2 separate regions of the Homo sapiens genome follow, and region 1 is linked to region 2. Evidence: read pairs that join two places in POLR2A ChIA-PET (ENCODE). Cell type or tissue: Caco-2. All regions are shown on one strand. Links, peaks and the distances in the headings refer to the core of each region. The heading gives the core; the rest is flanking DNA. Region 1 overlaps PRPSAP1 (phosphoribosyl pyrophosphate synthetase associated protein 1). Region 2 overlaps RNF157 (ring finger protein 157).

Region 1 (15,600 bases), core at 7,601-15,600, 170 kb after region 2:
AGGCAAAAACTAACCTGAGGTGTGCTCTCTTCAGCAGCACATATACTAAAATTGGAATGATACAGAGAAGATTAGCATGGCCCCTGTGCAAGGATGACACGCAAATTCGTGAAGTGTTCCATATTGGAAAACAACAACAACAACAACAACAACAAACTAACCTGAGATGAGGAAACAGGCATGGTATACGCATTCATTAAACTAGCCAGGCTCGCAAAAAGAGAAACCACACCACAGCTGGAAGTAATGGGGGAGAATTTACCCTGCTCCCAACTGTAACAATTAATCATCTGCAGCAGCTGGGAATTTTTTGTTGTTGTTTTGAGACTGAGTCACTCTGTCACCCAGGCTGGAAGGCGAGAGTGCAGTAGCACCATCTTGGCTCACTGCAACCTCTGCCTTCCGGGTTCAATCGATTCTCCCACCTCAGCCTTCCGAATATCTGGGATTACAGGCACCTGCCACCATGCCTGGTTAATTTTTTGTATTTTTAGTAGAGACGGGGTTTCACCATGTTGGCTAGTCTGGTCTCAAACTCCTGACCAACTGATCCACCTGCCTCGGCCTCCCAAAGTGCTGGGATTACAGGTGTGAGCCACCGTGCCCAGCTGTAAATGTTATTTTAATGAGTCTGCTTACTTTACATCAACACACTAGAACTTGTACATAAACATAAAAATTAACCTTTAAAATATACTTCATAAGCTTCATATTTTACTTAGTTCCATTGCTTGGTATATCTGGAAAATCTCTGAGTATCGCACAGTTCAATTACCCAAAATAATCATTTTGTTCTGAATGGCTTTTTGCCATTTCCAAAAATTAAACCTATCCTCAACGACCAAAAGGTTGCTATTATTAGAACAGTCAAAAGAAATATGCTGCAAGTTTGGAAGCAGTAGTTCCAAAGCTATTCCAAGCAAAAACAGCACCAAAAAAAGGTATCTATGTGATTTTAGAACAACAGCTCTGAAGGCAACTAAGCTTATTTTAATGTCTAAGCTTTGGTCTGTTTGCCTAAAATTAGCCTTATTACTTTAGGCAATGCCCCCTTCCTCCCAACAACAGAAAAACCTGTAAAAGATATTCCTTCATCTATGTAACCGCAGATAATATTAAAAAACCAGGTCGGGCACAGTGGCTCATGCCTGTAATCCTAACATTCTGGGAGGCTGAGGCAGGTGAATCACCTAAGGTCAGGAGTTCGAGACCAGCCTAGGCAACATGGAGAAACCCCATCTCTACTAAAAATACAAAAATTAGCTGGGTGTGGTGGTGTGCACCTGTAATCCCAGCTACTCAGGAAGCTGAGACAGGAGAATTGCTTGAACCCAGGAGGCAGAAGTTGCAGTAAGCCGAGATTGTGCCACTGCACTCCAACCTGGGCAACACAGCAAGACTCCGTCTCAAAAAATAAATAAAATAAAATATAAAATATAAAATAAAATAAAAAATTAGGCCAGGCATGGTGGCTCATGCCTGTAATCCCAGGACTTTGGGAGGCCGAGGTGGATGGATCACCTGAGGTCAGGGGTTCAAAACCAGCCTGGCCAACATGGTAAAACCCCATCTCTACTAAAAATACAAAATTAGCCAGGCATGGTGGTACATGCCAGTAATCCCAGCTACTCGGGAGGCTCAGGCAGGAGAATCACTTGAACCTGGAAAGTGGAGGTTGCAGTGAGCCAAGGTCACACCACTGCACTCCAGCCTGGGCAACAAGAAAGAAACTCGTCTCAAAAAAAAAATTAAATTAAATTAAATTATCTGTGTTCTTTAGTTGGTACTAAAGTATCCAGTACTCAAGCACTACAAAAACTAGTTTATTGACTGGGCACGGTGGCTCACGTCTATAATCTCAGCACTTTGGGAGGCCAAGGCGGGTGGATCACCTGAGGTCAGGAGTTTGAGACCATTCTGGTCAACACTGTGAAACCCCGTCTCTACTAAAAATACAAAAATCAGCTGGCTGTGGTGGCACACGCCTATAATCCCAGCTACTCAGGAGGCTGAGGCAGGAGAATTGCTTGAACCTGGGAGGCAGAGGTTGCAGTGAGCCGAGATCACGCCACTGCACTCCAGCCTGGGCAACACAGCAAGCCTCCGTCTCAAAAAAACAACAAAAAGAACCAGTTTATTGTGACAAACCTAATAACCTTCTTTATGGGCTGCACACCCACACAAAACAACACATCCAACCTGTCTTTTTTCCAAATTTTTCCTTTCTTCTTCCATCCCTATCAGCTTAAGAGACAGAGAAAATGCCAGGTGATGATATTTTTGCTTTGATGCTCTTAAACTGAACCACTGGGAAGAGACTTGCGGCTTTTATCTCAACACCAAATACACATAAAGAAACTTCACCATCTTCAGGAGAGGGTTCTGGTTTTCAGAAGTACCCATTTATACCTATGTGCCTTTTTCAACAGGGAAGGTGCCTTTCCATGTTGACTTATGTAAAATTGTCATTGTTATTGTACAAGACTCTGCTACAACTCTATGAAGTGCTTCCTACTTCTTCCTTTGGCCAAAATTTCTTTTTTCTTTTAAATAAAAGCTGGGCACAGTGCCTCATGCATGTAATCCAAGCACCTCGGGAGGCCGGGGCAAGCAGATCAGCTGAGCTCAGGAGTTCAAGACCAGCCTGGGCAACATGGCAAAACCCTGTCTCTACTAAAAATACAAAATTAGCCATGCATGGTGGCATGTGCCTGTAGCCCCAGCTACTTGGGAGGGTAAGACGGTGGGTGCTGAGACAGGAGAATCACTTGAGCCTGGGAGGTGGAGGCTGCAGTGAGCCGAGATCGTGCCACTGCACTCCAGCCTGTGTGACAGAGCAAGGCCTTGTCTCAAAAAAAAAAAAAAAAAAAGAATAGAGACAGGGTCTTAGTATATTGCCCAGGCTGGTCTTGAACTCCTGGCCTCAAGTGATCCTCTCACCTTGGTCTCCCAAAGTACTAGGATTAAAGGCATGAGCCACCACACCTGACCATGGTCCAATTTCCTAATACTCAAGATACAAGTGAGAAAAACGGTAAGTGTTTCCCAATTGGCTATTAACTAAGTCATTTCTTCATGCTTCTTTTGTCCCTTCCCTGGAAGACACTTGCACACTGATGATCCTTTGTTTGTCAAGTTCAGTCTTTACTACCCCCAGCATCACTCTAGATTGCACGTGTTAAATACTTATATTGAGCACTCTTGGTTACCATGTGATATCAAAGCCAAGAATTTTATAAAATTCAACTTCGTATCACAAAGGACACTAACAATATGCTGTTTCTATGCTCGACTAGTTTGAAATAACCATGAACGGCCTCGCACGGTGGCTCGCGCCTGTAATGCCAGCACTTTGGGAGGCCGAGGCGGGCAGATCACTTGAGGTTGGGAGTTCGAGACCAGCCTGACCAACATGGAGAAACCCCGTCACTACTAAAAATACAAAATTAGCCGGGCGTAGTGGCACATGCCTGTAGTCCCAGCTACTCGGGAGGCTGAGGCAGGAGAATTGCTTGAACCTGGGAGGCGGGGGTTGTGGTGGGGTTTGCAGTGAACCGAGATCGCGCCATTGCACTCCAGCCTGGGCAACAAGAACGAAACTCCATCTCAAAAAAAAAAAAAAGCGGGGGGTAGGGGGGGACTGTCTTTCACAAAACTGGTCCCTGGTGCCAAAAAGGTTGGAGACTGCTGGACTATCTAACAAAATGGGGTCTCTGCCGTGAGAAGGTTATAACGTCTTAGCTCCTCCCCTGACTCATAGATGATCCCTAAATACATGTAACAAAACAAAGATGCCAAGAGCACAGCTGCTCATGTGCCAGAGGAGAACTGCTCTGATCATGCACCAACTCAGTTCAGTCTTTTCCTGGAGAAGTCCAACTCAAATTCCAGATTACAATGCAGACCAACGAATTAGTGTTAACAATTTGACTTTTTTTTGTTTTTTTTTTTTTTTTTTTTTGAGATAAGATCTGGCTCTGTTGCCCAGGTTAGAGTAGAGTGGTGTAATCACAGCTCACTGTAGCCTCGACCACCCAGGCTCAAGCAATCCTCCCAACTCAACCACCCGAGTAGCTCAGACTACAGGTGCACACCACCACGCCTGGCTAATTTTCAAATTTTATTTGTAGAGATGGAGTCTCACTATGTTGCCCAGGCTGTTCCCAAGCCATCTTGGACTCAAGTGATCCTCCTGCCTTGGTGTCTCAAAGTCCTGGGATTACAGGTGTGAGTCACTGTACCTGGCCAACAAGATTTCTTAAAGATAACTCTTTACATGACAAATTCTTTCGTTATCACAAATTCAATTAGGGTAGTAAAGAGACTTCACCAATCAATCATGCTTTTAGAATTAGACCCCAATGGCTGGGCACCGTGGCTCACGCCTATAATCCCAGCACTTTGGGAGGCCGAGGCAGGCGGATCACGAGGTTAGGAGATCGAGACCATCCTGGCTAACATGGTGAAACCCCGTCTCTACTAAAAATACAAAAAATTAGCCGGGCGTGGTGGTGGGCGCCTGTAGTCCCAGCTACTCGGGAGGCTGAGGCAGGAGAATGGCGTGAACTCGGGAGGCGGAGCTTGCAGTGAGCCAAGATTGCGCCACTGCACCCCAGCCTGGGCGACAGAGTGAGACTCCGTCTAAAAATAAAAGATGGAGAGTCAAACAAAACCACCAGGCAAAAAAGACTCCAGTCACCAGGAGGCAAACAATACAAAACCAAAACTGTTGGAGAAAATGTGAATTAGTATATCCTCAATGAGGGCAACGCAGCCCCTTCCCTCAATACCACAGGGCATGGACCCTCACAACCAGAAATTTCTTAGGATCTTCCTACAGATACACCTGAAACACCGACAATATGATGTATATACGATGAGGCTCACAGCAGCCTCTATTGTATCAGCATAAGACTAGAAACAAACTGACACACAAGAGACTGAATAAACCGATGCATCCACACAAGATGTCATGAAGCAGCAGGAAGACAAGACAACAGGAACACAGCTTCCTTCCGAGGTACCTGAATCTCATCATAGTGAAAGAGCCATCACGGTGAAACCCAAATTGAGGGACATTCGACAAAGTAATCGGCAAAATGTCAGTCTTCAAATGTGTCAAAGTTTTCAAAGTCAAGGCCGGGTGTGGTGGTTCATGTCTGTAATCCCAGCACTTTGGGAGGCTGAGGCGGGTGGATCACTTCTTAGTCCAGGAGTTCAAGACCAGCCTGGGCAACATGGCAAAACCTCATCTCTACTAAAAATACAAAAAATTAGCCCAGGATGGTGGCACACACCTATGGTCCCAGCTACTAAGGAGGCTGAGGTGGGAGGATCGCTTTGAGTTCAGGAGCTTAAGGCTGCAGTGAGCCATGATCGTGTCACTGCATTCCTGCATGAGTGACACAGCAAGACCCTGTCTCAAATTAAAAAAAAAAAAAAAGAAAGTCAAATAAAGGCCATGAGGAACTGCTCCAAACTAAAGAAGACTGAATAGGGCCGGGCGCAGTGGCTCACGCCTATAATCCCAGCCAGCACTTTAGGAGGCTGAGGCAGGCGGATCACTTGAGGCCAGGAGTTCAAGACCAGCCTGGCCAACATGGTAAAACCCCATCACTACTAAAAATACAAAAAAATTACCCGGGCATGGTGGCAGGCACCTGTAATCCCAGATACTCGGGAGGCTGAGGTAGAATCACTTGAACCCGGGAGGTGGAGGCTGCAGTGAGCCAAGATCACACCACTGCACTCCAGCCTGGGCAACAGAGTGAGACTCCGTCTCAAAAAACCAAAACAAACAAAAACGAAACATATAAAGCATCCAGCACACTGGTAGCACTCAGTGCCATTCTTATTACTAATATGGTCTGGGGAATGTACACTGATCAGGACATGAAGGTCTGGATTTTTCAGAGACACAGATGGTGTAATGGCCCACTCCCTGTCAGGCGATGAGAAAGGAGATAGTCCCATAGAAGCATGAACGTTCTCACTCAAGCAGGCCAGGATTCCCCAGGTGTCAGCCCCCTGCCCTGAGGGAAGCAAGGGCGACGATCTCTGAAACAGAGATAGGCTAGAAACAGGCCACGGTGCAAGATAAAATGCAGTGCAAAAACCTCTCTTGATGGGTATGAACCAGGAGCAGTTTATGCACCACACGTAACAACTAGAAGCTTTTCAGCAGAGCTGAGCTGACGGACACTGGCCTGGGGTCAGTGCAAACCATGGGAAAACCCTTTGTCCTTGAGGAGTTTAAAGCTTGGGGAGTGGTGGCTCACGCCTGAAATCCCAAAACTTTGGGAGGCTGAGGTGCATGGATCACTTGAGGTCAGGAGTTCAAGACCAGCCTGGCCAACATAGTGAAACCCTGTCTCTACTAAAAATACAAAAATTAACTGGGCATGGTGGTGGGCACCTGTAATCCCACCTACTAGGGAGGCTGAGGCAGGAGAATCACTTGAACCCAGGAGGTAGAGGCTGCAGTGAGCCAAGACTGTGCCACTGCACTCCAGCCGGGGTGACAGAGTGAGACTGTCCCCAAAAAAAGCCTGGAGAGAAGTAAACAGGTAACAGTACAGTGTGACAAATGGTAGGAATTCCAGAAGACAGTAATTGTATTTGGGGAAGCATTTAGTTTAACATGCAAACGAATGTATAACTTTTTTTTTTCTTTGGTGAGACAGTCTCACTCTGTCGCCCAGGCTAGAGTGCAGTGGCGCGATCTCAGCTCACCTCTGCCTCCTGGGTTCAAGCACTTCTCCTGCCTTAGCCTCTCAAACAGCTGGACTACAGGCGCATGCCACCATGCCCAGCTAACTTTTGTTTTTTATTCATTTATTTTGTTTTTTTTTGAGATGGAGTCTTGCTCTGTAGCCCAGGCTGGAGTGCAGTGGCGCGATCTCGGCTCACTGCAAGCTCTGCCTCCTGGGTTCACGCCTTTCTCCTATCTCAGCCTCCTAAGTAGCTGGGACTATAGGTGCCCGCCACCACGCCCGGCTAATTTTTTTGTATTTTTTAGTGGAGACGGGGTTTCACCATGTTAGCCAGGATGGTCTCGATCTCCTGACCTCGTGATCCGCCCGCCTCGGCCTCCCAAAGTGCTGGGATTACAGGCGTGAGCCATCGTGCCCAGCCAGCAATTTCTGTATTTTTAACAGAGACAGGGTTTCAACATATTGGTCAGGCTGGTCTCGAACTCCTGACCTCGTGATCCGCCCACCTCGGCCTCCCAAAGTGTTGGCATAACAGGCGTGAGCCACACGCCCGGCCTGAATATATAACTTTTAAAAACACTAAGTTGTTGTTCATATGAAAAGATAATCAATTATATTGTTAAGGTTTTTACAGAAAAGAGATAAAGTAGTCAGTCCTCTTACCTGGGTATTGTCTGTATAATGAAAATATCTTGGCCACGAACAGATTCTTTTATTTCAACTCTTGTTTCTGAAAAATAAAAATGTTCTGAAGTTTTAAGAAAAGCTCCTATGTTAAAAAGGAGAAAAAAGAAAAACAAAAGTACTTCATGCCGGGCGCGGTGGCACATGCCTGTAATCCTAGCACTTTAGGAGGGCTGAGGAAAGCAGATCACTTGAGCACCAGAGTTCAAGAACAGCCTAGGCAACATGACAAAATCCTGTCTCTACAAAAAATACAAGAATTAGCTGGGCGCGGTGGCTCACGCCTGTAATCCCAGCACTTTGGGAGGCCGAGGTGGGCAGATCACGAGGTCAGGAGATCGAGACCATCCTGGCTAACACAGTGAAACCCCGTCTCTACTAAAAACACAAAAAATTAGCCGGGCGTGGTGGCGGGTGCCTGTAGTCCCAGCTACTCGGGAGGCTGAGGCAGGAGAATGGCGTGAACCTGGGAGGCAGAGCTTGCAGTGAGCCGAGATCGCGCCACTGCACTCCAGCCTGGGTGACAGAGCAAGATTCCGTCTCATTAAAAAAAAAAAAAAAAAAGAGTTCTTCGAGACCAGCCCGGCCAATATGGTGAAACCCTGTCTCTACTAAAAATACAAAAATTAGCCAGGCATGGTGGCGCACAACTATAATCCCAGCTACTCAGGAGGCTGAGGCAGAAGAATCACTTGAACCTGGGAGGCAGAGCTTGCAGTGAGCCGTGATCGCGCCACTGCACTCCAGTCTGGGTGACACAGCGAGATTCTATCTCAAAAAAATAATTAGCTGGACATGGTGACAAGTGCCTGTAGTCCCAGTGGGAGGATCACCTGAGCCAGGGAAGGTCATGGCTGCAGTGTGAGCTGAAACTGTGCCACTGCACTTCAGCCTGGACAACAGAGACCTTGTCTGGAGAAAAAAAAAAAAAAAAAGCAGAAAAGCAAAGCACTCATGATGCAACAGCTAGAAACATTTGGAGGGAGTAAAGATTAATCTAAACCAACATTTTATCTGGGGCAAAAGAATAAGTCTTGGAGCAGTATGAAGAAGAGGAAGCGAGAATGACCCCCGACTGAGCGCAGTCCGTGCACCGCCACTGCATCCCGCTCCCAGTGCCTACGTCCGGCTGCTTTCGTTGCCACCATGCCCAAGAGAAAGGCTGAAGGGGATGCTAAGGGAGATGAGGCCAAGGTGAAAGACGAACCACAGAGAAGATCTGTGAGGCTGTCTGCTAAACCTGCTCCTCCCTCCAAAGCCAGAGCCCAGGCCTAAAAAGGCCACTGCAAAGAAGGGAGAGAAGGTACCCAAGGGAAAAAGGAAAAAGCTGACACTGGCGAGGAGGGGAATGACTCTATGGGAAGTGGAGATGCCTGAACACACCAGGCACCTGCTGGAGATGCTGAGGGAAGCGTGTGCATTTTGGATAACTGTGTACTTCTGGTGACTGTACAGTTTGAAATACTATTTTTTATCAAGTTTTATAAAAACGCAGAATTTTTGTTTTCTAAGCTATGTTGTTAGCACACAGAACGCTTCATTGTTGTTCTGGGGAAAGGAGCATATGTCATGAATAGAATGTCTCCGAAGCTGGATTGATGTGGGGAAAGCACCTTTCCCTTCTAGTTTTGAGAGACTTCCTCTCGGCTCCCAGGAAGAGGGGCTCCCTGACTTTGACACACATGGCCACCTCAGCACACAAAAGCCTTGTGCTCTGAAAAGACAAATTTGTTTCTATGTCCTCTTCTCCCTTTCCACCTTTCAGCATGGACTTAAATCCCTTAAAGCCAGACATCTGTTGGCACCTGACCCCCCCATAATTGATTACCAGTGTGGCAGGCAATCTGGACCTTCCAGTGATGCCACTGAGATGGCGCCCCTCAAAAGAGCAGTAGTTCCGTTTCTAGACTGTGGATCTTCAGATAAACTCTGCCATATTCATTTCACTTCCGGAAAGTCAGGGTCAGCTTGTGAAAAGTTGTTAAACAACATGCTAAATGTTCACTGGGTTTTACAGTGGCTTTCTGATTTTTGGTTGTGCACTGAAAAAGGGAGTTTGGCCGGGCGCGGTGGCTCCGCCTGTAATCCCAGCACTTTGGGAGGCTGAGGCAGGAGAATTGCTCGAACCTGGGAGGCAGAGGCTGCAGTAAGCTGAGATTGCACCACTGCACTCCAGCCCGGGCGACATCCTTATTATTTTTTCAACAAATGCTGAAGCCTCCTCCATGTCAGGAACTGTACTGGGAACCCCAAAATGCAGGACTTGGAAGAAGGGACAAAGACTGACCCAGGAGAGATGATACAACAACAAGGCCAGCAAACCCTCCGGGCCCAATATGCCAGAGACGCTAGCCATGACGAAGGAGAAAGAACAATGGGGCTGGAAAAAAGGGCCTCACTGCAATCCAGAACGAGCAGCGCAGAAGGGGGTTTGGGAACATGGGAAGATGTGGGATCCGAGTGTGCCAAGCAGAGGGGCAGGCAGTTAGTCCACTTAGAAAGCAGACAGAGTGGGCCGGGCGCGGTGGCTCATGCCTGTAATCCCAACACTTTGGGAGGCCAAGACGGGTGGATCACCTGAGGTCAGGAGTTCAAGACCAGCCTGACCAACATGGCAAAACCCCCGTCTCTGCTAAAAATACAAAATTAGCCGGGTTTGGTGGCGTATGCCTGTAATCCCAGCTACTTGGGAGGCTGAGGCAAGAGGATTGCTTGAACCTGGGAGGTGGAGGTTGCAGTGAGCCAAGATCATGCCACTGCACTCCAGCCTGGGTGACAGAGCAAGACTCCGTCAAAAAAAAAAAAAAAAAAAAAAAAAAAAGAAAGCAGACAGAGTGAGGGGAAAGAGAGAGACAGGAGGTCAGGGAGCCAAGGGGCCAGGACTTGCAGGACTCTGGATTTCATTTCTTACTCGCTGAAGAGTCTGGAATTTATTCTAGCAGTGACAGGAAAGCCACTGGAAGATTTAAGGTTGGGAAGGGTTTCATCTACTTGTTTTAAAAAGACTGCTGGCTACTGTGTGAAGAAAACCGTGGCAGGGCAGGAGTGGCCACGGGGAGGCCATGGCGTCTGTTTTGGAAGGTGTCTAGCAAGCAGCAAACGGCAGGCTGGACTTAAGTGGGAGCAGCAGAGGTTGTGAGAAAGGGTCAGATATAAGATGTATTCCAAAGTCAGAGCACACAAGATGTGGTAATGGGTGGATCAAAGATGAGGCAGGTAAAGGGGTAGAATCTGGATTCCCAAAGGGCCCCATGTGATTGCTAAAAAGACTGGACCCCAGCCTACAGGGTAGGAGTAAGGAAGCAGTAGTAAGAAAAAATATTTGCATTTTAGAAATAACGTGGTGGAAGCCGAGTGCGGTGGCTCACGCCTGTAATCCCAGCACTTTGGGAAGCTGCGGTGGGAAGACTGCTTGAGCTCAGAAGTTCAAGACCAGCCTGGCCAACATAGTGAGACCCCATCTTAATAAAAATAAATAAATAAATAAATAAATAAATAAAGGCTGGGCACAGTGGTCATGCCTGTAATCCTAGCACTTTGGGAGGCCGAGGCAATAGGGTCCCCTGAGGTCAGGAGTTTGAGACCAGCCTGGCCAACAGGGTGAAACCCCATCTCTACTAAAAATACAAAAATTAGCCGGGTGTGGTGGCGGGCGTCTGTAATCCCAGCTACTCAGCAGGCTGAGGCAGGAGAATTGCTTGAACCTGGGAGGCAGAGGTTGCAGTGAGCCAAGATCATGCCACTGCACTCCAGCCTGGGCGACAGAGTGAGGCTCTGTCTCAAAAAAACTAAATAAATAAAAAATAATTTTAAAAAAAAGAAATAATTTTAACTTACCTCCATTGGTCTCTTGATATACAACAGACTTCCCCAATTCAGCACCAAGGCGCCTATAGATCAAAAAGAACAAAAAAGGGAAATTAAGATTACTCTTTTTAAAAAAATTCCAGTTCATATGCATATGTCTAATAAAAAGACTCAAATAATTAAGCTGCCATTCTTTCCAAAAAATAATTCAGAAAATCTAATTCATTAAACTAAAATTCTGCTGTCACTCCATAAGCAGCTCACCACGTTGTAACATACTGCTTTACCAGACAGAGCTCACAACCCATGGTTAATGTCTGGTGCGCGTTGTTCTTTGAATAGTAATTTTCTTGGAAAATCACTTCCAAATACTTGGTTACAAGCAATGATTTCAATAACACACACCAGAGATAAATGCCTCAATTATCAAAAGCATAGAGAAGGAAAGAGGCTTCAGCACTCTGACCAAATGTGGTGTGGATCTTGTTTGGATCCTAATTAGAATAAACCAAGTGTAAAAAGCCATTTTTGGCCAGGCGTGGTGGCTGATGCCTGTAATCCCAGCACTTTGGGAGGCCAAGGCGGGCGGATCACCTGAGGTCGGGAGTTTGAGACCAGCCTGACCAACATGGAGAAACCCCGTCTAAAATACAAAATCAGCTGGGCATGGTGGAGCATGCCTGTAATCTCAGCTACTAGGGAGGCTGAGGCAGGAGAATTGCTTGAACCCGGGAGGCGGAGGTTGTGGTGAGCCGAGATCGCGCCATTGCACTCCCGCCTGGGTAACAAGAGCAAAACTCCGTCTCAAAAAAAAAAAAAGCCATTTTAAAAAATAATCAGAGAAATATGGACAAAGACTAGATACTACATAATATTAAGGAATTAATAGTAGTGTGAGGTTTTAAGTCCTGATTAGTAAGCATTACTCTTTTTACAAGTGAAATGATATGATGTAAGATAATCTATTTAAAAATATTCCAGGCCGGGTGCGGTGGCTCACGTCTGCAATCCCAGCACTTTGGGAAGCTGAGGTGGGCGGATCACCTGAGGTCAGGAGTTCGAGACCAGCCTAACTAATATAATAAAACCCCATCTCTACTAAAAATACAAAAATTAGCTGGGTGTGGTGGCGAGCGTCTATAATCCCAGCTACTCAGGAGGCTGAGACAGGAGAATTGCCAGAATCCAGGAGGCAGAGGTTGCCGTGAGCCGAGATCACACCATCGCACTCCAGCCTCGGCAACAGGAGCGAAACTCCATCTCAAAAAATAATAATAAAAAAAATAAAATTAACATCTCCAGCCAGGCCAGGCGCAGTGGTTCATGCTTGTAATCTCAGCATTTTGGGAGGCCAAGGTGGGCAGAACACTTGAGGCCAGGAGTTCGAGACCCGCCTGGGCAACATGGAAAAACCCCATCTCTACTAAAAACACAAAAATTAGCTGGGTGTGGTGGTGGGCACCTGTAATCCCAGTTACTTGGGAGCTGAGGCACGAGAATCACTTGAACCTGGGAGGCGGGGGCTGCAGTGAGCCAAGATTGTGCCACTGCACTCCAGCCTGGGTGACTTTATCTCAAAAAAAAAAAACAACAAAACTCCAGCCAGGTATACACATACAATGGAATATTATTTGGCCTTAAAAAAAGAATAAATTCTGCAGCCAGGCGCAGTGGCTCATGCCTGTAATCCCAGCACTTTGGGAGGCCGAGGCGGGCGGATCACGAGGTCAGGAGATCGAGACCACCCTGGCTAACACGGTGAAACCCCATCTCTACTAAAAATACAAAAAATTAGCCGGGCGTGGTGGAGGGCGCCTGTAGTCCCAGCTACTCGGGAGGCTGAGGCAGGGGAATGGCGTGAACCCAGGGGGCGGAGCTTACAGTGAGCAGAGATCGTGCCACTGCACTCCAGCCTGTGCGACAGAGTGAGATTCCGTCTCAAAAAAAAAAAAAGAATAAATTCTGGTACGTGCTATGACATGAGGGAGCCTTGGACAAGGTATGCTGAGGAAAATAAGCCAGACACAGACAAACGCTATGATTCTATTTGTATGAAGTCCCAAGAATAGGCAATTCATAGAGACAAAGTAGAATGGAGGCTACCAGGGAATGGGGACTTAGTATTTAATGGGTACAGAGTTTCTGTTTGGGATGATGAAAAGTTCTGGAAATGAATAGTGGTGATGGTTGTGCAACACTGTGAATGTAGTTAAAGCCACTGAAGTGTACACTTAAAAATGGTTAAAAAGGTAGGCCAGGCACAGTGGCTCATGCCTGTAAAGGCGGCACTTCGGGAGGCCAAGGTAGGTGGATCACCTGAAGTTGGGAGTTTGAGACCAGCCTGACCAACATGGAGAAACCCCGTCTCTACTAAAAACACAAAATTAGCGGGGTGTGGTGGTGCAGCCTGTAATCCCAGCTACTTGGGAGGCTGAGGCAGGAGAATCACTTGAACTCGGGAGGCGGAGGTTGTGGGTGAGCCAAGATGGCTCTATTGCACTCCAGCCTGGGCAACAAGAGCAAAACTTCGTCTCAAAAACAAACAAACAAACAAAAAACGGTTAAAAAGGTAAACTTTATGTTATGTATATAACAATTTTTAAAAATACTCCAGGTGGGCCGGGCGCAGTAGCTCACGCCTATAATCCCAGATCGTCTGAGGTCAGGAGTTTGAGACCAGCCTGGCCAACGTGGTGAAACCCATCTCTACTAAAAATACAAAAACTAGCCAGGTGTGGCCGGGCGCGGTGGCTCACGCCTGTAATCCCAGCACTTTGGGAGGCCGAGGCGAGTGGATCACGAGGTCAGGAGATTGAGACCAACCTGGCTAACACAGTGAAACCCGTCTCTACTAAAAATACAAAAAATTAGCTGTGCGAGGTGGCGGGGGCCTGTAGTCCCAGCTACTCGGAAGGCTGAGGCAGGAGAATGGCGTGAACCCTGGGGGCGTAGCCTGCAGTGAGCCGAGATCGCGCCACTGCACTCCAGCCTGGGCGACAGCGAGACTCCGTCTCAAAACAAAAAACAAAAAACAAAAAACTAGCCAGGTGTGGTGTCGGGCATCTGTGATCCCAGCTACTTTCGAGGCTGAGGCAGGAGAATCGCTTGAACTTGGGACGTGGAGGTTGCAGTAAGCCGAGATGGCACCACTGCACTCCAGCCTGGGTGACACAAGACTGTCTCAAAATAAATAAAACAGATAAGATAAAACAAAATCTTACTGAGCGACAAGTAAAACAGGTAAGGGAAGTATTTATGAATATGTATCATTTATAGTAATTCAAAATCTTTCGGGAATTTGCCAGGAAAGAATCTAAAACAAACAAACAAAAAAAACCCTCACTGACTTTTAAAATGTGCCCTGCTCCCCTCTGCTCTCCCTCAAGGTCAGGTAGGGTAAATCTGAACCACTAGATACACACAGAAGCTTCGTTTAAAGTCAGTGTTTTCGTTGGCCTCAGAAAGAAAGACAAACAATCAGGGGTTAGAAATAGAAACTAGGTAGTAGACTGCAAAAGGATTGATTTGTTTTTTTAACATTCTTCCACTCTCCAAAACTCCAACTATTAAAAAAAAAAACAAGCAGAGCTGAAAAAAAAATGACTAAAGTTTTCCCTTTCTTCTACATTTCCCCCCAGAAGTTTAAGATATATCCCTGCAATCATTTGTCAACCCTAAAAAAGTAACGAAGTAACTCTATGAAAACTGTTTAAAATGTGAAAATGGCTTTAAATATTAAAAGACGAGCTATTCATTTTATGTCTTAGATTTCTAACAAGTGTATGTAGAAAGGGCATATAAGGCTCCTCCTTTATATCAGAGCTCTGGGATTCTCCAAAAGAGCCAACTAGAAAAGAGGCCATTTCACCGGGCGCGGTGGCTGAAGCCTGTAATCCCAGCACTTTGGGAGGCCGAGGCGGGCGGATCACGAGGTCAGAAGATCGAAACCATCCTGGCTAACACGGTGAAACCCAGTCTCTACTAAAAATACAAAAAATGAGCCGGGTGTGGTGGCGGGTGCCTGTAGTCCCAGCTACTTGGGAGGCTGGGGCAGGACAATGGCGTGAACCCGGGAGGCGGAGCTTGCAGTGAGCCGAGATCTCGCCACTGCACTCCAGCCTGGGTGACAGAGCGAGACTCCGTCTCAAAAAAAAAAAAAAAAAAAAAAAGAAAAGAAAAAGAAAAAGAAAAGAGGCCACTTAGTAAACAACTATTCAGAGGGCCACTATGAGCCCCTACTCTGCTAGAACCAGATACTACTTCTACATTATCCCGATCATACAATATTCTCAACCATGCCCATTTCACAGATGAGGTTCAGGGAAATCAAGTCTCTTGCCCACTGACACAGAGCTAGTAAGTGGCAAGGCTGGGAGGGCATCTCAGAGCTGTCAGA
Region 2 (16,110 bases), core at 4,603-12,602:
AGCAGTACATGGCAATGGCCAAAATACTCTGAAAGAAACAAAGGCACGTGAGTGAAGAAGCCCAAACAGCACATCTTGATGCCCATGACTTTCTCCAGTTCCCTGCAATCTGGCAAACCAAATGTGCCAGTCTGTCTCTAGAAGGGGCACGTTATATAACCCATACTTTTTTTTTTTTGAGACAGAGTCTGGCTCTGTTGCCTGGGCTGGAGTGCGGTGGCATGATCTTGGCTCACTGTGGCCTCCGCCTCCCGGTTCCAGCAATTCTCCTGCCTCAGCCTCCCAAGTATCTGGGATTATACGCATGAGCCACCATGCCCGGTTACTTTTCTGTATTTTTAGTAGAGACGGGGTTTCACTATGTTGGTCAGGCTGGTCTCAAACTCTTGACTTCAGGTGATCTGCCCGCCTCAGCCTCCCAAAGTGCTAGGATTACAGGGATGAGCCACTACGCCCAGCTAAACCACATTTTTTTGAGACTGAGCCTCACTCTGTCACCCAGGCTGGAGTGCAGTGGCACAATCTCGGCTCACTGCAACCTCCGCCTCCCAGGTTCAAACGATTCTGCTGCCTCAGCCTCCCAAGTAGTTGAGATTAGAGGTGCACACTGCCATACCCAGCTGATTTTTGTATTTTTAGTAGAGACAGGGTTTCCCCATGTTGCCTAGGCTGGTCTCGAACTCCTGACCTCAGGTGATCCACCCACCTCGGCCTCCCAAACTGCTGGGATTATACGTGTGAGCCACTGTGCCCAGCCAAACCCACACTTTTCACATCAGCCCAGGAGCTTGGAGTCACAGATGTGAGAGGATGCAGAGACTGCCTGACTCACAGTCACAAACACCCACAAAGAAGGCATGTTGTTCTGGGGCCACAGCTGCTGCCAGGAATATGCCACAAAAGAGCAGTGTGCACAGCCAAAGAGGACAGAAATCGCCCCTACCGTCTCCTTCATCCACCACGGCATGTACCACTAGAGGGTAAACTTCTCGGTCTAAATCAAAGCCAAGCTGAAGGGAAAGAAAAGGAAAGGAAAAAAAAAGAGGACTTAACACATTTACATGGCACAGCTAATCTCAGAAAGGGCGATACTGTCAAGAAGCATTAATCTCATCTCTGCTCCTCATTCTTTAGCCTTGTTAATTACCCAAGTTTGTTAACTGAGGGCCATCAGCTGCTTTTTAAAAATGTCATAGATGTAAATAAGAACCTCTAACCTATAGATTTTTTTTTTCTTTGAGCATGGCTTTCTCAAAGTATCCTAGGCTAATGGGCTATTTCCATTCCTAGGGAATGGAAAAATTAACAAAGTTAGGTATATCCTTGATGCAAAATAAGCAGAGCTTTAAAAGGACATGATGAAGTCACAAGGCTGAAAGGTAAGCATGGCCTTCAAGCATCCGAGCAGCCCCTTTGCTGTCAGACCGAGTCCTAAGTAGCCCCTAGGCCCTTCTGAGTGGATGTGGGAAACCCTCCCCAGAGGCAGCTCACCTCCTCTTCGGCCCACTCGGAGGGATCCACGGTGTGGGAGGGCAGGCAGAACTGCTGACACACTCCTCGCTTGTACTGCACAGTCTCCGACTGGAGGCTGTTGTCTTTGGGAATGTAGCTATTGATACAAGTGGGAGGCAAAGCAAAAGTCAGTATCCGGCACAGATGGGTCTGACAACTTCCTCTGCTCATGCCTGTTCTCAATTATCAACAGGGTCTAGCGAAGAGAAGAAAGGGTCCTTTATAATCCATTTCCTTTGCTCTTGCTTGGCAACGTTAAACTTTTCTATTCAACCCACACATCCAAAGAAAGGTAGCTTACTAGATTTTTAACAGCATGTTAAGGACCTGAAGGACTATACCACCATTTGTCACTATACCAAGATGGCACAATTTGAAGGGAAAAGGTAAAGGGTAGGGCTTTGTAGAAGAAAGTCTAAATTCAGGAACCAGATCTCATCTGGCTGCAGAAAAAGAATGTTTTCCGCCCTTGCTGAGTGGATAAGACATGGACTCTCCCTATCTGGGAAGGAAGTGGCTCGCCTGGTCTCCTGATCTTACCTGGTAATACCATTCTGGAACTCTTCCGTGGCCTGGTAATAATCTGGGAAGGAAGTGGCTCTCCTGGTCTCCTGATCTTACCTGGCAATACCATTCTGGAACTCTTCCGTGGCCTGGTAATAGATGGTGATGGCTACCCGAGCATCTGTGTCAAAGGTGAACTCAACATTGTAGTGGACTTTAGCTTTACTGGCCTCTTCTCCAGGGCTCTTCACTTCCTCAGCACATCTAGAAAACCAGAGACTCAGCATTTGCAGAGTAGCATATCAATATTTTAAAATTTACCTTTAAAAAAATTAGCAATATATTGTGGGCTTCTCTGAATGATCATAAGCATAGGTCTACCTCTTCATTCTGAATGATCACAGAGTGCTTCATGACCCATGTTGCTGGGCATTCAGGTTACTTCTGGTATCTCATAGTGCTACCACTACACCATTGTGCATTTGGCACTTTTGTTTTTATTTTAATAAAAGTTATTAATCACATAGTTTAAATAGTTTCCTCAAGGCAAAAAACAGCAGGCCTTACTTCTTCCCTTTCCTCGTCTTCAGAGGACACCCCTTTTAGTGATCATTTTGGCATTTACCCACGTTTCTAAAAAATATACTTGGGTTACTACTTCTTGATTTTTCAGTTTCAGGCGCTATCTATGGGTTTCCTACTATGGAAACAAGGATTTCTTTCTCTTTCCTCACTGTGCTCCATGTAGGAACTCCGCCATCCCCCCAGTGTAGCTGCATCATGATTTTATTATAATAGTCCAGTACATTTGTGTCTGTATTACTGTGATTACACAAACTTATAATCTATGATTATTTTTCTTTTCCTGCATAACTTTTTCTTAGTGCTCATCCTATTTTTTTTTTTTTCTTCCAGTTGCGTAGTTTCCTATGTACTCATCACAAATTCCAACCCAAGCTCTCTGGGGCTGTCTAAATCTCTCAAGACGTTCAGATGCACCAAGCGGTCTATTCATTTCATCTTATTGAGGAGGTCCCTTGGACTTGCTCCCATCTGTACTTGGCCCTCTGCACCTGGCTCCCAGTCGCCACCCTGGAATCTCTCTCCCCCTCCAACATCCTGGTGGGTCCCTTTTGCCTCTGTCCTCCTGTAGAAGCTCATGTTTCCTGCACCTCAAGTCTTCCTCTGTCTTGGGTTATTCTTTCATATCGGTGGAGCACGTGTCCTGCCAGCTTCCTGAAAAAGGGTGTGTTGGGAAATAAACTTTTGAGAGCTATTATTCAACATTCACACTTCACTGAAAGTTTGGCTGAGCAAAGTATTCTAGATTATAAATAATTTCTAAAAGACACTGAAAGCCTTTTCACTGCCTTATTTTTCACCTCCCAGCGTTGCTCCCAAGAAGTCTGAAGTCGTTCCAACTGTTGATCCTTCTTCTTCTGAAAGCTTACAGACGGTCCTCTTTCTCAGCCACTGTGTGGGCACTTGGTGGTCCTTTCCATTTAGAAACTTGTACCCTCTGGTTCTGAGAAGTTTTCTTAAATTCTATGTCACTGATGATTTCCTTCCTTTTACATTCTCTGTTCTCTGTAGAACCCGTTAGTTGGATGTCAGACCTTCTAAATGGGTGCTCTATTACTTGCGTCTTTCTTCTTCTATTTTCCTTCTCTCTGGATTTTTGCTCTACTTTCTAGAATATTTCAAGTTTTCTTCCTATCATTCTATTGAAATTTTCATTTCTGCTCCCTGTTTTTAATTTCTAAAAGCTATTTTTTTGGTTTCATAAACACTTTGTGTCATTGTGTCCATGAAAGAAAAAGATAACTTCTCTCATGTCTTTGAGACTATTAATGAAGTTTTCTTCTTCCTGCATAGCTTTTGTTTCCAATTAGATTTTTTTTACTTTATTATTATTTTATATAGAGATGGGGTCTCACTATGTTGCCCAGGCTGGTCTCAAACTCCTGGGCTTAAGTGATCCTCCTGTTTTGGCCTCCCAAAGGTCTGGGATTAGAGGTGTGAGCCACCACACCCGGCCTAGTTAGGTTTTTTTTTTTTTTTTTTGAGATGAAGTCTTGATCTGTCACCCAGGCTGGAGTGCAATGGCACGATCTTGGCTCATTGCAACCTCTGCCTCCTGGATTCAAGTGATTCTCCCGTCTCAGCCTCCCAAGTAGCTGGGATTATAGGCGTGTGCCACCAGGCCCAGCTAATTTTTTTGTATTTTTGTAGAGATGGGGTTTCTCCATGTTGGCCAGGCTGGTCTCGAACTCCTGACCTCAAGTGATCCACCCGCCTCACCTTCCCAAAGTGCTGGGATTATAGGCGTGAGCCACCGCACCTGGCCTAGTTAGGTTGTTTTAAAATGTTGGTTTGTTTTGCTACTGTCTTTCCTATTATAGGCATTCCTTACACATCTAAGAATCTGTGGCTGTCTGCTTGTATTTAAGATATTTAAACTGCTGATTAGAGCTCTGAGTGCACAGCAGGACTTGGGGATCCTGGGCTTCACTGTGGGCTGACCTGGATCTGTTGAGGAACCTCTAACTCTAGTCTCTTAGGTTTTCCTATCCAGGCAGGTCCAATTTCCAGAAAACAGTTTTCCTCTCTCTTGACAAAGGCCTGGCTGCCAGCATTCTAGGGGCAGAATGGAGAGGCAGCTGGAGGGCTCAACATCCAGTATGCCAGGATCCACTCACCTGCTGTTTTGTTTTGAGACAGGGTCTCACTCTTGCCCAGGCTGGAGTGCAGTGCTGTGATCGTGACTCATTGCAGCCTTGACCTCCCTAGGCCCAGGTGATCCTCCCACTTCAGCCTCCCAAGTAGCTGGGACTACAGGTGTGCACTACCATGCTTGGCTAATTTTTGTATTTCTTGTAGAGACAGGGCTTTACCATATTGCCCAGGCTGGTTAGCCTGTTTTTAGTACTGGCCATTAGCTGTGCCTGGGTCTCTCTTGTCCAGAGATTCTCTGTTTTGACCTTTCCAGGGAGAGTCATCTGCCTGCCTTTGGCCAAGGTGTAGGAATGTAGTTCTGGCTGTGTGGTACAAGGGAGAGGATCTGCCTACCTTGAAGGCAGACTTTCTACCAATCCTCTTCATTTTAGCCTCCCACCTCAACTTCTAGAGGGACCTGGCACTGCTAATTTCTGAACCCTTTGGGGGATAATATCACAGTATAAATTGGGTGATTCTCAGCTTTTCTTTCTGCTAGTTCAGGATTCTGATTTCCTGGGTCTACTAAGTCATTTAACGTTCACTATGTGTTTCCAGCTTCTAAAATGTTGTTGCTGTTGCTCTCTTCCCATTCTCCAAATATTTACAGATTTATGCCTTTTTAAAGAAATTTTTAAAATTTTTTATTTATTTATTTTATTGAGATGGAGTCTCACTCTGTCGCCCAGGCTGAAGTGCAGTGGCACAATCTCGCCTCACTGCAACCTCTGTCTCCCGGGTTCACATCATTCTCCTGCCTCAGCCTCCCAAATAGCTGGGATTACAGGTGCCTGCCACCATGCCCGGCTAATTTTTTGTATTTTTAGTGGAGACGGGGTTTCACTGTGTTAGCCAGGATGGTCTCGATCTCCTGACCTCGTGATCCGCCCGCCTTGGCCTCCCAAAGTGCTGGGATTACAGGCATGAGCCACTGCACCGGGCCTTATTTTTTATTTTTTAGTTGGAGTCTCACTCTGTCACCCAGAGTGGAGTGCAGTGGTACAATCTCGGCTCACTGCAACCTCTGTCTCCTGGGTTCAAGCAATTCTCCTGCTTCAGCCTCCGGAGCAGCTAGGATTACAGATGCGTGCCACCATGTCTGGCTAATTTTTGTATTTTTAGTAGAGACGGGTTTTTACCATGTTGGCCAGGCTGGTCTTGAACTCCTGACCTCGGTGATCCGCCCGCCTTGGTCTCCCAAAGTGCTGGGATTACATGCATGAGCCATCATGCCCGGCCAGATTTATGCCTTTTAAATACATGTTTATAATTACTTAATGGGGTTTTCAGAGGAAGCAAAAGTAGGTGTTCAATCCTCCATCTTTACCTGGAAATCCGAGAATCAGAATTTATTCCCATAATCACAGAAAAACAAAACAAAGAACACCCTTCAAGTTAACATTTATTGAACACCAGGTGTTTTCCCTTCTGTTACCTTAATTTTGACAACCACCATGAAAGGTAAAGTTGATTATCACCATTTTACAGATAAAAGAACCTGAAGCTCAGACACTCATTCAAGCAAGCATCTGTGGACCTGGGAGGCAAACTGCTCTGCTGCTTCCAAGTCTGGTTCTTCTAGCGCATGACAGCTGCTTCATCCTATTCTAGAGCTGCAGCCAGGCTGCCACGGCAGAGGCTATGACCTCACAGCAGCTCAGGCCCTTGAATGGTCTCCATCAAATGTGTGAATGTGCCATATGTGATGAGAGAAACCAAGTGGACAGAGTAGCTGGCAATGGCAGGCCCCAGAGGCCTCGTTAGTCTGCTCTGCTGCTGGATGAACTCCCCTGGGTCAGGTCGGGGGACTGTTCTGCAGCAGACAGGTACCTCCTTGAATCTCTCCTCCCCAGAGTTGACCCTGGGGTGGAGAGAAGCATAGCTGGGGAACCAGCAGAAACTTCAGGGACAAATAAAATATAAAAAATTAAGAGAGAGAAACAGAAAATAGATTAGTGGTTACTTAGGGCTGGGAGGACTGCTTGAGCCCGGGAAGTTAAGGCTGCAGTGAGCTGAGATCGTGCCACTGTACTGCAGCCTGGGTGACAAAGTGAGACTCTGGGCCAGGTGCGGTGGCTCACGCCTGTAATCCCAGCACTTTGGGAGGCTGAGACGGGCAGATCACCTGAGGTTGGGAGTTCAAGACCAGCCTGACCAACATGGAGAAACTCTGTCTCTACTAAAAACACAAAATTAACCGGGCGTGGTGATGCATGCCTGTAATCACAGCTACTTAGGAGGATAAGGCAGAAGAATCCCTTGAACCTGGGAGGTGGAGGTTGCAGTGAGCCGAGATCGCAGTGAGCCGAGATCGTGCCATTGCACTCCAGCCTGGGCAACAAGAGCAAAACTCCATCTCAAAAAAAAAAAAAAAAAAAAAAAAAAGGCGAGACTCTGTCTCAAATATATATATATATATATCAGACAGAAACATTGTAATGCTAATAAGGCTGTTCTATACAAGCATGAGATGGTCTCTGAGTCATCTTCCTTGCCTATTCAGAAAAATCTGGGACCTTGATTTGCCCTAACCAAATTTTTTCACCAGAGAATCAGACAGCCTTGGTAGACATATCATCTAGGGGTGGCGGGCAGTGGGAATGTATCAGACTAAAAATTACACTGTCTCAAGGATGGCACCAAGAAGGCAAATGACGATAATTAACATTGATGATGAGGATTAAGCAACCAACCCAGTGCACTATGAGTTCCTTAGAGAACAGACACATGATATAGGGAATAAAAAAGAAAAAGAAGGCTGGGCGCGGTGGCTCACGCCTGTAATCCCAGCACTTTGGGAGGCCAAGGCAGGTGGATCACGAGGTCAGGAGATCGAGACCATCCTGGCTAACATGGTGAAACCCCGTCTCTATTAAAAATACAAAAAATTAGCCGGACGTGGTGGCGGGCGCCTGTAGTCCCAGCTACTCGGGAGGCTGAGGCAGGAGAATGGCGTGAACCCTGGAGATGGAGCGTGCAGTGAGCCGAGATTGCGCCACTGCACTCCAGCCTGGGTGACAGAGCGAGACTCCGTCTCAAAAAAAAAAAGAAAAGAAAAAGAAAATATAGCAATAAAATAAAGGATTTGATATTCTAAGTTCAAATTTCCCATTTTTACATTGGCTTGTTGGAGTAGCTGCAAAAATTCCCATTTTCCCTTAATAATTCTTCTTCCCTTTTAAAAAATATCCATAAAATAAGGATACTAAGCATTTCTAGGCAAGCGAAAGTTTTTCACAAACACAGACGATTGCATCCAGTGCTGAACAACATGGGTGTGGACGGCCTGATCTCAGCAGAAAGTAGCGCCCGCACTCCTGTCTGAGGCCCAGAGAAGCAAGCTCTGGGGCTGCCGGAAACTGCTGTATGAGTTCCTTGGGAAGTCTGTCCCCCAGCCCCCAGCCTCCCCAAAGGAAGGTGCCTGGGACCTGGCCCCAGCCTCTGGGAACTTACTTGACGAGCCTCAGTGTGTCCTTTCGGATATTGACCAGGCTTCTCAGAGTCTTCACGGGTTCTTGGGGAGGTGGGGCGGCGTAAGGAAACTGTGTCAGAAACAAAGCAGGAGAAGGTGGTGTGTTTAAAAAGACCCACAGCTGTCCCTCGCTTTACAGTTTGCCAAGAATAGCCCTAAGAGGTGAGGCAGGAAGGCACAACTCTCCTAATTAAGTGAGGAAACTGAAACTCCGACATACTGAGTCAACCTGCTCAAGGTCACAGCTAGCGGGAAAACTGGGATGCAATTTGGGGCCCAAAGAGCCAGATTTATCTTCTTTTTCCATTATATGAAGCTTATTTCGGTCAGTGTTCAAAACCTGGAGAATTAATAATAAAAAAAAAAACCGCTGAAGTTCCAAATACCAAAGGACACACTGTGGCCGAGTTAATCACAAAAGGCTTTTCCATCTGACCTCAGACGACAGGGAACCAGACCTGCAAGCCCTTTCCTTCGGTGAGGCCATGCGGTATCCCAGGAGTTTAGGGACCGCAAATAAAAGAGGGCCCCATCATGTGTACAGAGCTGAAGTTTGCAAACAGTAAAGAACAAACTTCCCCTGCAGCTGATCATATAAAGCAGAGCTCTTTAACATGTGAGCCAAGAGTTATTTTGGGGTCACCAAAGGTTTATGGTTGTCTTCATCATTTACCATCCGCTTCTTCCCCCTTTGCCCGTTTAGACCTTTGGATTTGAAGTTCTGAGTTGTTGATAATGATGAGATAAAGAAAGGGGAAATAGCCAAAAATTTCACTGGGAATTGCCTTCTGAGGATCAAGAATGATTTCAAATGTTCCCGGTATTTTTAAAATGTTATTTGGGCAATCAAAATGTTTTAACATATAATTCCCAAAAAACCTACTGGTCTCTGCAGCTTTGCAAAACTGTGGTTCTCTTGGCTCAAGAAGAGTCTACCTCCATAGTGTGGTATCACAAAACAGGACACCCAAGTTATAATCAAATTGTGCCCTCACAGGTTTTTATTGAATATGGTTATTTTACTTGGGAAACAATATAGTTAAACCATAGTTAAGGTGCATCTGACTTAATGTACGCAGTATAATTGCTTATAATTCACAGGTATGAATGTGACTCTTACATTCAATAGAAATTATCTTCATTCAGATTACTCACTTTGTGGGCATGATGCAGTAATTTACTTTTTCATTGATATATTAACCATACATTCTTTTAAAAATGATAGTTTTTTCTAATTACAAAGTAATATATGTTTAAGCAGAAAACTTGAAAAACACAAAAAAGTACAAAACTATCCCTAATTTTACTACTCGGCAATACCAAAATTAACATTATGGAATACGTATCTCCATCCGTCCGTCTATCCATCCATCCTGTCCACCTCTATATCTATGTGCTGTTTCACACTGAACATACTATTTTGCAGTTTCTTTTTCACCTAAAAAGATGTGGTAAACATTTTTAAAGTCCATAATTTTGATAACATTGCAGATAATAGCATACTTTAATCAATTCCATATTATTCAATATTTTATGTTGGTTTTACTTTTTTTCGCAGCTATAAATGTTGTGGTGAATATCCTTGTCCCTATATTTCTGCATGCTTGTTTGATTATTTCCTAAGGACAAATTCCTAGAAGTGGAATTACAGGATCAAAGAGTAAGCATATTTTTAAGACTTTAAAAATTATTTTGCCAAACAGTTTTCCACAAAGCTGACTCCAACTTTGCCCTCCTGCAAGCAGTGCATCAGGAGGCCTTGACATGGTAAAACTGAAATTCTAGTTCAGATCCCATCTGTGGCCTGTTTCTCCTCCCCCAACTTTCCTAGGCTGTCATACTAAAGGAATTTAAAACAATTTTTAAATAAGCTTAAGCAAAAAGTAATTAGGCAGGAAAATCCGACACAAACGCTAGTCTATTCTAAAGCCAAAATAAATGACTTTGGGATTAAAATTTTTTTCTGGAGTAGCAAAGTTAATCATTTTCATTTGTACAGGTACTTGGGCGTTATCCATAACTCCTACCTGCATTTCAAAAAAAAGATGCGTCTTTTCCCTTATTCTTTACTCTTTCTCCTCCATAGCCACTCCCTGCCGCAAAAGAGAGAAAAATAAAAAGAAAGAAAAAAAAATCCTGGCACTCTTTATCCTCCATTTTGAATATATTTGATGATAACTGTGGCAATGAAACATAAGCTATTTGGCTCTTAAGGAAAGGTATCAATGAGTTCAATTGTTTATAAATCCACCCCTATACTTTAGGCTCTCCCTGTACACACACATACACGCACAAGACAACAACGGCAAATCTGTTCAGGAGAAGCTTGTTCGTGGGCTGCTACCCACCAAAGTTTGTGCCTTGCTGGCCTTGCATTCATGCAATCAGAGTCTACATGCAACACTCCATGCCAGGAGTAAGGAGAGATTGAAAACCAAGAAGATAAGGCCCTGCTCTTTCAGGAAGCTGCATTATAAGGCAGCTGACATAGTAATTGTAATATCAAAGAGATTAAATATATGGATATTTTTTTGCCACAAAAGGCAAAAATAAAGGAAGTGATCATTTCTGGCTGAGGTAATCTGAAGGCTTCATGGAGGAGTTGGTAGTTGATCTGGGATCCTAAAGGATAAATGAAATTTGCAAATTCAGAGATAACAGAGAAGATGGAGGGGACAGTAGGATCAGAGGCAAATTAAAAAAAATTTTTTTTCTGCTCTTAGAGTTGTCTCCCATTCTTCTGTAAATCGATTTTGCCTACTATTACTCTCGAAATTTCTTAGTGAGTTATCTTCCTTTCAAAAATTACCATTTATTGAGTGCTTACTATTGATGACAGTGGTGGGCTGTCCAGAGCAGCCGCTGCCATCACAACGGCTGCTGCAGGGGGGTCGCAGGGAGCAGACAGACAGCCCCTCCACAGCTTGCCGCCCTGGAGGCCACCCCATGGGGCTGGCCGGGTTACCCACCAGCAGAGGAGCAGCGTGGCAGAAGAGCAGCGCGGTAGGGCAAAGAGGAGCCCCGAGGCGGAGCTGGGCCTTGGCCAGTGTCCCGCTTGCTCATGGAGCGCCAGGGCCAGGCCTGGGCGCGGAGCTGGGGCCATGCTTCAGGGGCCCCGGGCAGGAAGTGGGAGCAGCTTCCGCTTCGGGCACCTGGCCATTGGCGCAGCCACTGTGCCCACCCTGCCGAGGGTGCCAGGTTCCTGTGCCTCGGGAGGAGGTTCTGCGCAGCCCGTCTGGGGCTGCGCCCCCAGGTCTGCCCCACATTGGGGTGACCACTGAGCCTGACACTCCTGGGCAGATGGCCTGGCCCAGGCCCAGGCCCAGGATCCACTCTGTCCCAGACTGCCCGTGAAGCACCGGGGGAACAGGCAGAGCTCATGGCGATGTCACCCTGCCCTGGACACTGGCCCCGGCCCTGGCCCCGGCCCAGTGAGGACCTGGAGCCCCTGCCCCAGGCTGCAAGGGGGTGCTGCAGGGGCTGCATGCTCCACAGAGCCGGTGGAAGCCAGGAACAGGCAGCAGCCCCGCCTTGGGCTGTGGATCGGGGGCCTCCATAAGCTCTTGGAGACACGGAAAAGCCCTCCCACCCCCCCGCCCCAGCAGGCTCGGAAGTGCCTGCTCCTGCCGCCTAGCTTCTGCTTGCTCTTGGTGCTGGCTCTGATCTTAGAGCAGTGTGGGGCCAAGCCAAGGTGCTGTTGCAGCCAGGCTAGGAGTGCACATGCTCGGGGTAGCGCTGACAAGCCAGCCCCCTGCTGCCTCGGCCCCTTCCAGACTTTGGGCACTGATGAGCATGAGGGAAGGGGAAGGGGGAGAGGCGAGGGGGTGCTGAGGGCAGCTTGGTGCTGGCCTTCAGGGAGGACGTGAAGGCTGGGGGCCTGGCTGCCAGTCCCGCCCACTGGAGTGGGAACTTGTGTTGCCTTTTCTAGGCCTGCCCATGGATGCCCAGGGACCAGTCTACCTGCACTTCCTCCCCTCTGAGGCCCATAAAAGGCCCAGGCTCAGCCAGAACAGAGCAGAGGTTGGGACCACCAGCTGCAGAGAGGAGCAACCTACTCCAGTGCCTCCTCTCTGCTGATAGCTGCAGAGATGTCCATAAGACCAGCTGCAGAGAGGAGCTACGCACTCCAGGGCCTCCTCTCTGCTGAGAGCTGCAGAGAAGACAGGATGACCTTCCTGCGGAAAAGAGCTTCCCACTCCAGGGTCTCTATGCTAGGACACTTGTCAGGACACCCTGGCTGCGGAAAGAGCTACCCACTGCGGGTATCCTCTGAGCTGTTCCAAGGCTCAATAAGGCTCCTCTTCGTCTTGCTCACCCTATGTTTGTCTGTGTATCTCATTCTTCCTTGTTGCAGGACAAGAATTTTGGACCCATGGAATGGTGGGACTAAAAGAGCTGTAACACAAACAGGACTGAAACATGCTCCTTGCTTGTCATGTTGCAGGCAAAGAGGAGAGAAGAGCTGTGGCCCGTCGGGGAGCCCAGACCTGGGAGCTGCCCAAGCCAGGGCTATGACTTCCTCTTTGTGGCCCTGTAGTTCCTGGCATCTCCAAGCTTCCGGGTGCCACCACATTCCCTGGTGCCAACCGGGAGAGCTGCTTGCAGTGCACCTGGTCCAGCCACAGCCTCGCAGACAGCTGGCACCTATACTGGCACCTGGGGCTGCCAGCCCCACAGCGGCAGCTGGCGTGTCTGACTGCACAGTGGCCGGACCCCACTCTCGCTCACACACCCCTTGCTGCTCCATGCCTGACTTGCAGTCTCCCTTGGAGGCGTGGGATATAGGCTGGTAGTGTGAGCTGAGTGCAGCCTGTCAGGCCAAGTGGGTGGAAGAAGCCCAATGTGCCTGAGCCGAACCTGTGCAAGGCACCACTGGCCACAGGTTTCCAGCCAGAAAAGTGACACCCCAAAGATCACATAATACTATGTGCCAGGCACTATGCTGAGCTCTTTATTTATATTATCTTATTTAATCTTTGGAGGAATCCTGTGAAATAGTCATGGTTGTTCCCATTTTTGCAGGTAAGAAAACAGAGGTTGCAAAGAGGTTGAAAAACTTCTCTAAAGTCCCCCAAGTTTTAGGGAGCAGAGGTTATTTTTCTCTCTTTTTTTTTTCCAGTAACTAACATGTCTTAAAGGGAGCAGAGTTGAGGTTTGAACACGTTCTACCTTTATCTTTCCCCAAGACGCTCTGGATGCAGCTTTTTAATCTAGAGATGAGATTTCCAAGGATTAAAGTGCTGGTTATTAAAAGATCTGAAGACACAAATTTATTTATTTTCTCATTCCTTTCTAAAGTCAAGACATCAGATAAATGTTTGTGTTTGTCCACACTATCTCCTCAATACATGCACCATTACTAAGTTATATTTAAGACAAAAGGTGTATCCTGGCCGGGCACAGTAGCTCACGCTTGTAATTCCAGCATTTTGGGAGGCTGAGGCAGAAAGATCGCTTGAGCTTAGGAGTTTTGAGACCAGCCTGGGCAACATGGCGAGACTTTGTCCCCACAAAAAATGTAGAACTTAGTCAGCATGGTGGCACACACCTGTAGTCCCAGCTACTCAGAAGGCTGACGCAAGAGGATCACTTGAGCCCAGGAGATTGAGGCTGCAGTGAGCTATGATAGCATCACTGCACTCCAGCTTGGGGGAGAGAGTGAGACCATCCCAAAAAGGAAAAAAAAAGAGGCCAAGCGTGGTGGTTCATGTCTCTAATCCCAGCACTTTGGGAGGTCGAGGTGGGCAGATCACTTGAGGTCAGGAGCTTTGAGACCGGCCTGGCCAACATAGCGAAACCCCATCTGTACTAAAAATACAAAAATTAGCTGGGTGTGGTGGCACAGGCCTGTAGTCCCAGCTACTAGGGAGGCTGAGGCAGAAGAATTGTTTGAACCCAGGAGGTGGAGGTTGCAGTGAGCTGAGCTCATGCCACTGCACTCCAGCCTGGGCAACAAGCGAGACTCTGTCTCAAAAACAAAAAATAAGTATCTTATTTCAACCTAAAACCAGAGATCTCACTCATATGCTAACAGGTAAGTATGAAAGGAAAGAAAACTAATGCCTTCTTGGGACCAAGAAAGATGAAGCTCAGAACAGATTCAGGGCCAAGCATTTTTCTGAAGTACTCATGCACCAGTCCACTGTACTTAGCATTAGCAATCGTTTTCTCAGTTCATATCCACAGAGTTTCTGTTTTCTTTTTTAGAGTCTGCAAAGGGTAATTTTCTCAGCCCTAGGTCTACTGAGTAAGGGAGTGCATGGTGACAAGGAAGACCAGATAAAGTCTTTCTGATGTAAGCATCCTGGCATATCCGGAAACAGGAAGAGCTTCCTTTTCTGTCTTGCACACAACATGCCCCAGGTCCACAGACAGAGGGAGACTGAGAAGCTTTCTGATCTCTTACCTCAAGCTCAGTATGGATTTATAGAATGGCTTCCTGTTTCTCAGGTATCATTCTGGAGTAAATAAACCCTTAACAGCCTTATGAAGGACAACTAAATGCAGCTTCTAGAATCCTATTTCACTTTTTATAATGAAAACAGGCCTCAGATCAAGACTCATGAACAAAGAATGAAATTTGGTCTGCTCAGGGATTTGGGGACCAAACATTAAGTGTGAGTACCTTTACGACAGAAAAGCAAGGCACAGATCCCCCTAATCTATTCATCTAACCAGAAAACTCTGCCAAAAGAAAGCCCCTTTCATGGGGTAAAACTTGGGTAACCTGCAATTACAGCTTGGCAAATCATGAAAAAAGAGAATGTAAGGAAATATTTAACTGAGTATCTACTATGTGCCAGGCATTATGCTAGGTACTTTAGATAGATTCTTTTTGTCCCCCATTTTACTTTACATATTTTTTATCTTTATTTTTAAATTTTCGTAGAGATGGGGTTTTACTATGTTGCCCAGGCTGGTCTCAAACTCTTGAGTTCAAGTGATCTTCTCGCCTCAGCTTCCCAAAGTGCGGGGATTAGAGGTGTAAGCCACCACACCTGGTCTTTTTATTTTTATCTTGGTAAAATACACATAACATGAAATTTACTATCTCAATCATATTCAAGTATACAGTTCAGCGGCATTAAGTAACATTCACATTCGCATTATCGTGCGGCCATCACCGCCATCCAGCTCTAGTTTAGGTATGCTCTTATTTCACATTCTCGAAAGGAACAACATGCCTGCCCCTCTCACCAGCCTGTAAGTTCCGTGTGTATGCTGGAGGACAGTCCAACATGCCGGAGAAATACAGTAGCCGACTGAAAAATGAAGAATGTCAGTTAAACAAACTGACATTCTACAGATAAAGAAACCGAGACTCAAAAGATTCACGTAATCATCCAGGGTCCCAGAGCTAATGAGCAGCAGAACCACAATTTGAACCCAGGTACATCTGACTCCAAAAGCCATACTCTATTGCACTGCTTCTACTGTAGGGCAAGTCTACAGGCTCTTCTAATCCTAGGAGTGTTCCAGGGACCTGAGCAGAGTTCGGGGAGTCTGAAAGTTATACCATCATGGCAAACAGTACTGAATTCTGTGAAGGTTCTGGAAGCTAGCCAAAAATCTCCAATGGCGCCCTATGCTTAGATGGCAGTATGTACAAAATCATACCACGCACCACACTCCTTTCTATCTTTAACAGGAGTATCTAAGGTCTTCTTAGAGAAGAGCTTTCTTGGAGCACAGTATGACAAAATCTTTGTCTATAAGATCTAACAGTACCTGCAGAAGATACAAATGTACACTGAGGGCAGGGTGATGTCAGAGAACACTGCCAGCAGCCACAGCCACAATGGATACGTCAGTCAGCGTTTACCTTCCACCCAAGATGCTCAAAGATGTGTTACTGCCAGATAGTTCTAAAATATGGCGACTTCTTCACTAAATTGTTTTCAAAAAAT

What was found. Peaks named below come from ENCODE experiments on the same cell type or tissue, not always from the same donor. Only the 100,000 strongest peaks of a DNase experiment are listed, where the experiment ranks them.
Region 1: POLR2A ChIA-PET joins it to region 2 with 5 read pairs; 4 of 35 experiments call an interaction of 5 or more read pairs at or near these places.

Annotation. Positions count from the first base shown.
Region 1 is chr17:76,337,295-76,352,894 of GRCh38, forward strand. PRPSAP1 (phosphoribosyl pyrophosphate synthetase associated protein 1) reads right to left here. Exons shown (of 10, transcript NM_002766.3): 2 at 11,235-11,287; 3 at 7,377-7,443. It also overlaps the pseudogene RNU6-24P and the pseudogene HMGN2P43. Among named protein-coding and RNA genes, the nearest start is that of PRPSAP1, 8.8 kb to the right of the region's middle. RefSeq lists an enhancer at 13,592-14,139. In Caco-2, for the core only: no CTCF peak of the experiment used is centred there; no DNase peak of the experiment used is centred there; H3K4me3 peaks cover 214 bases.
Region 2 is chr17:76,165,518-76,181,627 of GRCh38, forward strand. RNF157 (ring finger protein 157) reads right to left here. Exons shown (of 19, transcript NM_052916.3): 3 at 8,185-8,273; 4 at 2,134-2,280; 5 at 1,492-1,609; 6 at 944-1,010; 7 at 1-28. Among named protein-coding and RNA genes, the nearest start is that of FOXJ1, 32 kb to the left of the region's middle. RefSeq lists an enhancer at 1,296-2,495. In Caco-2, for the core only: no CTCF peak of the experiment used is centred there; a DNase peak (open chromatin) is centred at 8,694.